Regions from separate parts of the Homo sapiens genome. Here region 1 is linked to region 2. A link is a loop called in an ENCODE intact Hi-C map of the cell type or tissue named here. Cell type or tissue: endothelial cell of umbilical vein. All regions are shown on one strand. Links, peaks and the distances in the headings refer to the core of each region. The heading gives the core; the rest is flanking DNA. Region 1 has its middle 23 kb from the start of SNX18. Region 2 has its middle 44 kb from the start of SNX18.

The links. Hi-C counts contacts between places; a loop is a spot of excess contacts. Peaks named below come from ENCODE experiments on the same cell type or tissue, not always from the same donor. Only the 100,000 strongest peaks of a DNase experiment are listed, where the experiment ranks them.
Region 1: a loop joins it to region 2, with 10 times the contacts of the local background. A loop is called at or near these places in 1 of 110 quality-filtered maps.

What each region holds. Positions count from the first base shown.
Region 1 is chr5:54,492,887-54,497,285 of GRCh38, reverse strand. No RefSeq gene overlaps it. Among named protein-coding and RNA genes, the nearest start is that of SNX18, 23 kb to the left of the region's middle. In endothelial cell of umbilical vein, for the core only: no CTCF peak of the experiment used is centred there; no DNase peak of the experiment used is centred there; H3K27me3 peaks cover 908 bases.
Region 2 is chr5:54,559,850-54,564,248 of GRCh38, reverse strand. It overlaps a transcript of SNX18 not described here. Among named protein-coding and RNA genes, the nearest start is that of SNX18, 44 kb to the right of the region's middle. In endothelial cell of umbilical vein, for the core only: no CTCF peak of the experiment used is centred there; a DNase peak (open chromatin) is centred at 2,398; H3K27ac peaks cover 394 bases.

The DNA of each region.
Region 1 (4,399 bases), core at 261-4,260, 67 kb after region 2:
GGTGGATCACCTGAGTTCAGGAGTTCAAGACCAGCCTGGCCAACATGGTGAAACCCTGTCTCTACTAAAAATGCAAAAATTAGCTGGGCATGGTGGCAAGTGCCTGTAATTCCAGCTACTCAGGAGGTTGAGGCAGGTCAATGGCTTGAGCCTGGGAGGCAGAGGTTGCAGTGAGCCGAGATCATGCCACTGCACTCCAGCCTGCACAATTGAGACTCTGTCTCAAAAAAAAAAAAAAGGGCAAAGGGGAAATTTCTAAGAGTCTGAGAGATATGCAGGGGTAATATGTACACATATAACTGCTATATGACCTTCCTAGAGGGCAACGCTAGAGGGTAATAAGCAAAGCTGCCATTAGGATTGTACCCAACACCAGTCCTTGCATGTGCCTTAACTACCAGTAAAGGAGAATCCCATAAACCTAGAGCAGGAACTAGGCAGGAAAAAAGCAGGGACTTAATGCAGAAGGGGGAAGCTAGATAAAGATAGAGGTGGAGACTTGAGACAGAGGTGGGAACTTAAAGAAACAGTCCCAACATAACAAAAATCTCAATGCAGAACCCTAGGGGCTGCTGGCTCATTCTCTTTCCAGCAGCCCACTCTGACTTTTCTTTCAGAGCATACTATCTCTTTAAACAGACTGCTACTACTACTGCTCCCAGCAGGGTCAGCCCACTCCTCTCTTGGAGCATATTCTTATTTCCTTAATATGTCTTTGTTTACTTTACTAATTGGTCTCTTGGCCAAATTTCTTCTCCCAAGAAGACTAAGAACAGAGGACTCCACACATCCTGGTAACACTCCCACCTCAGCCTCCCAGCTGGCTTGGACTACAGGTGTGCACCACCATGCCTGGCTAATTAAAAAAAAAAAAAAAAATTGTGGCCAGGCATGGTGGCTCACACCTGTAATCCCAGCACTCTGGGAGGCCGAGGCAGGTGGATCACATGAGGTCAGGAGTTCGAGACCACCCTGGCTAACATGGTAAAACACCGTCTCTACTAAAAATACAAAAATTAGCTGGGCGTGGTGGCGCATGCCTGTAATCCTAGCTGCTTGGGAGGTTGAGGCAGGAGAATCGCTTGAACCCAGGAGGTGACGGTTGCAGTAAGCTGAGATCTCACCACTGCACTCCAGTCTGGGAAACAGAGCGAGACATTGTCTCAAAAAAAAAAAAATTTTGTGTAGAGATGGGGGTCATGCCATGTTGCCAGGCTGGTCTCCAGTTGATCTTCCTGCCTCAGCATTCCAGAGTGCTGGGATTACAGGCATGAGCCACCATGTCCCATGCTGATCAAAATTTTTAAATGAGTTGGAATTAGTCAAAAACAGGATTGGTATTCCAGGTAGGAAGAGCATCAAAGACACAAAAAATGTTAAATGCCATGGTGGATATTAGGAAATACAAGAAATAAGTAATATTACAGTGTAAAACAACACAAGGTGAGATGTAGAAGGAATTAAGGCAAAAACATGTGTAAGGAAATTGGACTGTATGAGGATGAAAGGTGTTTGAAATGAGAGAAATGACAAGCTCAGGCAGTAGTAAGACATCATAGAATGGTGGCCAGCATGATGCTAGAAGCTACTTCAGGGAACTACTGGATTGACACATGATAAAGATAGACAATGGCAGTTGGGAGGTCAAGAAAAGGGCAGAAGAACAATGCTTAGAAGGTAAAACTGGCAAGCCTTGATGCAAAGGTATGAAGAGGAGGAGGTCGGGATGGATGAATGGTGACTGTAACAAGTAGAGAATTCAGGTGGGGAACAAGTTTTGGGGAAAGGAGGAGAAGCTTGACTTTCAAGAAGATTATTTTGAGTTACATACCCTTCACTACTACACCCCTGTAAGGGAAAAAATCAAAGGCACTATGCTATTCCAACTTTACTACTTGAGTTGGCTGATGGGAGTATTGGTTTCTTATTTGGCAAATGGTAGAGCTTGAATGTGAATCCAGCTTTTTAAATGCCAGAACCAGCCATCATTCCACTATGTATGCTGCTGTCAAAATAAGCACTGCTCATAAAATAACATAAGTGAAAACAAGCACAGCTGGCTAAAATGAGGTGGCAAATGTCAAGAGAGAATGATTAATAGAGGAAGTATGCTAGAGATAGGTGGACTGGGATCCCATATGTAGCAGAATCATGGGGTTTGGATCCAGCTAACCCAAATTTAGAGAGTACAAATGGAAAATGCTAATTTTTAAAGATTATGCACACTTTAAGTCACCCCCTACTCCATCTGTTGAGAAAGGTAATCTACTGTGAGCCCTGAACAGCCCTATACATTCTTGCTGGGTATGCTAGAGAGACTTTCTTGCTGGCTTTGAAGATAGGAACTGCCATGTTGTGAGAGGGTCATGTGGCAAGGAACTGTGGGTGGCTTCTAGGAGCTGATGGCAGCCCCAAACAACAAGCCAGCAAGGGCAGGGCACAGTGGCTCATGCCTGTTAGCCCAGCACTTTGGGAGGCTGAGGTGGGAGGATCACTCAAGAGCAGGAGCCAGCCTGGGCAACACAGTGAGAGCTGTCTTTACAAAAAGTACAAAAATTAGCAGCAAGAAAGTCTCTCTAGTTACTTTAGACAGTCTTCTATAATGAAATTGATCAAGGGAATGATATCCTGTTTGGAAAAATCTCTCAAGCCAAACTCCTCTACTCATATCAACACAATAAACACAGAAGACTTCTATGACCCCGAAATATGTGGGGATTTCTCTCCACCAGCAAGTAAACAATAGATTCTGCAGTGGACACCAGCTGAGTGTCCTCCAATTCAGTTCTGACATTGTCTACCTGGAGATTGTGTCAGATCCCACAGGTTGAGGGCTCAGTCCCACCAATCGCCAGTCCAAGTGTCTGGAACTTCTGGCTGACCAGATTTAAGTTGGGGTTCCCACAACCCCCTCTTTGGTTTCAATTAATTTTCTTTTTCTTTTTTTTTTTTTTTAAGATGGAGCCTCGCACTGTCACCCAGGCTGGAGTGCAGTGGCCCGACCTCAGCTCACTTCAACCTCCGCCTCCCAGGTTCAAGCGATTCTCCTGCCTCAGCCTCCCAAGTAGCAGGGATTGCAGGGGCATACTACCATGCCCAGCTACTTTTTGTATTTTTATTAGAGAGGGGATTGCACAATGTTGGCCAGGCTGGTCCCTAATGCCTAACTTCAGGTTATCCATCCACCTTGGCCTCCCAAAGTGCTGGGATTACAGTCGTGAGCCACTGAGTCCAGCAGGATTCAATTAATTTTCTAGAGTGGCTCACGGAACTCGGGGAAACACTTACTTGCATTTACTCATTTATTATAAAGGATATTACAAAGGATATAGATGAAGTGTGTAGGGCAAGGTATAGGGGAAGGGGTACAAAGCTTGAAGGCCGTCTCCAGGTATACCACCCTCCAGGAACCTCCACGTGGTCACCTCTTCAGAAGCTCTCTGAACCCTGTCCTCTTGTGTGTGGTGGAGTTGTTGGCGGGGAACGGTTGTGGGGTTGTTTTTTGAGACAGGGTCTCACTCTGTCACCAAGGCTGGAGTGCAGTGGTACAACTATGGCTCACTGCAACCTCGACCTCCTGGGCTTAAGCAATCCTCCCACCTCAGCCTCCCAAGTAGTTAGGACTTACAGGAGCCCGCCACCAACATCTGGCTATTTTTTGGTAATTTTTGTAGGACCAGGTTCCACCTGTTGCCTAGGCTGGTCTTGAACTCCTGGGCTTAAGCGATTCACCTGCCTTGGCCTCCTAAAATGCTGGGATTACAGGCATGAGCCACCGTGCCCGGCCCTCTTGTGTTTTAAAAGAGAATTCATTACATAGGCATGATTGACAACAGTGCAGAAATGTGATTGGACGAAAAGGGTATGACTGCATACAAATAGGCTGAGCGGGGAAACCCAGTAAGACCCACTGTTGAGATTCTTCCTGGCCTCTGTGCAGCATTGCTTCCTTCAGAGTATGGGGCACGCTTTCTGGAATGAGGGTCTTTTGACTTGCCTTGGACAGGTGAAAGGAGGAAAGAAGTTCAGAGAGACAGAGAGAGATTGTTTCCTGAGGCCTGTTCCTGAGGCCTAAAATGCCCCAGCCAATGTCTTGTTATAGCCAAAAAGGCTATAACAAGAGGGCTATGGGAGTTATCAGCCAGAAACTATGACTTTCATGCTTTATATATATATATATATATATATAAAATCATATCACACATCTCATCAACTTTGCCATATTCTTGTGGTTAGAAGCAAATCACAGATTCTACCAGCACTCAGGGGAAGGGACTACACAAGGGCAGGACTCCCTGGGGGTCACCTTACTGTGTGTCCACCACCCTGTCTGTGGGGTGAGCAGAAGGCCAGCAGATGCACAAAGTAACAAGTATGCAGACACAGCTAACCTTTTCCA
Region 2 (4,399 bases), core at 83-4,082:
TTTTGCCCAGGCTGGAGTGCAACGGTGCGGTCTCGGCTCACTGCAACCTCCGCCTCACAGGTTCAAGCTATTCTCCTGCCTCAGTCTCCCAAGTAGCTGGGACTACAGGCGCCCGCCATCACGCCTGGCTAATTTTTTTGAATTTTTAGTAGAGATGGCCACGCTGTCTTGAACTCCTGACGTCAGGTGATCCTCCTGCCTCAGCTTCCCAGAGTGCTGGGATTACAGGCATGAGCCACCGTGCTCAGCCTTGATTTTAAAATTTGCAAAATGTTTACAAGGAAATGTTAAGTTGAAAAAGAAATGTATAAACCTTTATCTGACTTCAATTATAAAAATTATATACATATATTACATAATTATACACAACATATTCCTATATATAAATAATATATATGTTATATTAGGGTTCAGCTGCAGAAAAGAGCTCCACTCAAGCTATTTCAAATAGAAGGGGAAATGTAAAGAATCAGATCCATACAAAATCATGGAGAAAACTGTAGAAGTGGGTTCTCCAGGGGCCTCTTTAGAGGTCAGATCAGACTGCCAGAGTCACAACTACCTGTACCTGGATCAGAAAGGTGGAGCATCAGGTGGGGCCACTAGACTGAAAACATACAGTCATGTGTCATTTCACAACAGGAACACATTCTGAGAAATGCATCATTATGTGATTTCATCATTGTGTGACCATCACAGCGTGCACTTACACAAACTATGACAGAATAGTCTACTGCACACCTAGGCTATATGGTGCAGCCTATTGCTCCTAGGCTACAAACCTGTGCAGCATGTTACTGTACTGAATACTGTAGGCAACTGTAACACAATGGTATTTGTATATCTAAACATAGAAAAGGTAGTGTAAAAAGACAGTATAAAAGATAAAAAATGGTACACCCATATAGGGCACTTACCATGAACAGAGCTTGTAGGACTGGAAGCTGGTCTGGGTGAGTCAGTGAGTGAATAGTGAGTGAATGTAAAGACCTAGGACATTACTGTACACCATGGTAGACTTTATAAACACTGGACTCTTAGACTACACTAAACTTATTTTAACATTTTTTTCTTTCCTCAGTAATAAACTAACCTTAGCTTACTGTAACTTTTTTACTTTATTTAAACTTTTTTTAGCTTTTTGAATCTTGTAATAAGACTAAGCTTAAAACACAGATTGTGTAACTGTCCAAAATTATTTTCTTTTTTAATATTCTTATTCTATATGCTTTTTTCTATGTTTAAAATTTTTATGTATTTACTTTTTAAACTGTTTTATTAAAAACTAAGACACAAACACACATTAGCCTGGCCTACACAGGGTCAGGATCATCAATATCCCTGTCTTCCACCTCCACATCTTGCCCCACTGGAAGGTCCTCAGGGACAACGACACGCATGGAGCTGTCATCTCCTGTGATAACAATGCCTTCTTCTGGATACCTCCTGAAGGACCTGCATGAAGCTGTTTTACAGTTAACTTTCTTTTCATAAGTAGAAGGCGTATACTCTAAAATAACCATAAAACGTATAGTACAGTAAATACATAAACCGGTAAACATAGTCATTTATTAAGATGATCAAGTACTAGGTACTGTACGTAGTTGTGTTATCCCTTCACACGACAGGCAGTGCAGGAGGTTTGTTTACACCAGCATCACCGTAAACACAGGAGAAACGCGTTGTGCTGCATTACCATGGCTATGATGTCACTAAGCTATAGGAATTTGTGGGCTCCATTACAGTCTTATGGACCACCAACCTACATGGGGCCTGCTGTTGGCCAAAACATTGTTATTTGGTGCATAACTGTGCATTAAAAAGGTGACGGAGATGAGATGGTCCCTTTTCTTACCATTCCTTTCTCATACTTATATGGTATAAGGAATATTTAAATCTAACCACCACATTTTTCTGCCTTCATATTTTTAACATTTTTAGAAGAAACCCAGAATCCATCGTCATTAAGAAAAGGTTCTGAAGACTTAAATCCAGCACAACCTCCCCCTACCATGGCCCTCTGGCAAGTCACCTCCTCTTGGTGTCCAAACACCTTCATCAGTAACAGGGAGTGATTTTGTGCCCGCCCGCAAAGAGCTGTCTGAGGTTTGAAAGAGCTAACGAAGGCTGTGCACTTAGCAGGGAATCCCATTAAGTAAAATGTCTCAATAAGTGGTAGTGAATGTTATTAGAATACTTCACTACACATATCAAGTATTACTTATCATATATTAATTTTATCATCAGAAAAAAACCTCATTATAGAAAAATCCAAGCTGGATGTTAATCTTCCTCAGAAAGTAAAATAATCATAGTCTGATGAAAAAATATCAAACTTTAATACTGTTGCCTTGCATCAGGTTCTGCCATTGTATATCTGCTTCCTGTTGATAAGAGGAATAATAAAGACATACAAGCTCTATTTAAAAGTAGAGTCAAAAGGCCCTGCATATGTTCATTCTCAAGGCCATTATTTCTACATAACAAACATCACTGTTAGTCTGTTGTACACATAATGTATATGTCAGCATCTAGAAATGAATGAATAAAATGGCACCCCAAATGTTTTGGGAGATGAAGAGGAGCATTTATGATAATAAAAGGGGGCAAGCCAGGTGTGGTTGTTCATGCCTGTAATCCCAGCACTTTGGGAGGCCAAGGAGAGAGGATCACTTGAGGCCAGGAGTTTTAGACCAGCCTGGCTAACATGGAGAAACCCTGTCTCTACAAAAAAAAAAAAAAAATTAGCTGGGCGTGCCGGTGTGTGCCTCTAATCCCAGTTACTTGGGAGGCTGAGGTGAAAGGACCTCTTGAGCTCAGGAGGTTGAGGCTGCAGTAAGCCACTGCACCCCAGACTAGGTGACAGTGTGAGACCCTGTCGAAATAAAAATTTAAAAAAATAAAAGGAGGCCGGGTGCAGTGCCTCATGCCTGTAATCCCAGCACTTTGGGAGGCTGAGGCGGGTGGATCACCTGAGGTCAGGAGTTCGAGACCAGCCTGACCAACATGGAGAAACCCCGTCTTACTAAAAATACAAAATTAGCCAGGCGTGGTGGTGCAGGCCTGTAATCCCAGCTACTTGGGAGGCTGAGGCAGGAGAATCGCTTAAACCCAGGAGGCAGAGGTGGCGGTGAGCCGAGATCATGACATTGCCCTCCAGCCTGGGCAATCAGAACAAAACTCCATCTCAAACAAATAAACAAATGGACACAGAATAGACGTTTGACTATTGATTTGACCATAGAGCTATGTAAATATAGACATTTATAACTGATCAAATGTAACATCTTAGATGTCACCCCTTTGGTGGTGGCTACTCAATTACCAGCCTGGTTCCCTCAAGAGGAACATGGATTTGGGTGCCACTCTCTCTCCTTGTAGGGCTGGAAGCCTGAAGGATCTGCTTGATGGTTCCAAGCACTTTCGCAGACATGATTGTCACCTGGTGCCATGGCCTCCCCTTGGCCGTGCTGGATTCTGCTGCCAAAATAGGAATATAAGTCCAGTGCTCTTTTCAGGGTCCCACACTGCATGGGACATCTTTCAAAGTGCCACACAAAGTGATTTAGTTTATAATGATAGCCACTCTTTTCTTTTATTTTTATCTTTAATTTAGCTTTCATTTTAAGTTCAGGGGTACATGTGCAGGTATTTACATATAGGTAAACTTGTGTCATGGGGGTTTGTTGTACAGACTATTTCATCACTCAGGTATTAAGCCTAGTACCCATTAGTTATTTTTCCTGATCCTCTCCCTCCTCCCACCCTCCACCCTTCAATAGGCCCCAGTGTGTGTTGTTCTCCTCTATGTGTCTGTATGTTCTCATCATTTAGCTCCCACTTACAAGTGAGAACATGTGGTCTTTGGTTTTCTGTTCCTATATTCGTTTGCTAAGGATAATGGCCTCCAGCTCCATCCATGTTCCTGCAAAGGACATGATGTCATTTTTTATGGCTGCATAGTATTCTACGGTGTGTATGTACAACATTTTCTTTATCCAGTCCACCACTGATGGGCATTGAAGTTGATTCCATGTCTTTGTTATTGTGAATAGTGCTGCAGTGAACATATGCGTGCATGTATCTTTATGATAGAATGACTTACATTCCTTTGGGTATGTACCCCATAATGGGATTGCTGGGTCAAATGGTATTTCTGTTTTTAGGTCTTTGAGGAATCGCCACACTGTCTTTCACAATGGCTGAACTAATTTACATTCCCACTGAGAGTGTAAATTAGTTCTCATTGTGGTTTTGATTTGCATTTCTCTAGTGATCAGTGATGATGAGCTTTTTTTCATATGCTTGTTGGCTGCATGTATGTCTTCTTTTGAAGTGTCTTGTTCATGTCCTTTGCCCACTTTTTCATGGGGTTATTTTTTTTCTTGTAAATTTGTTT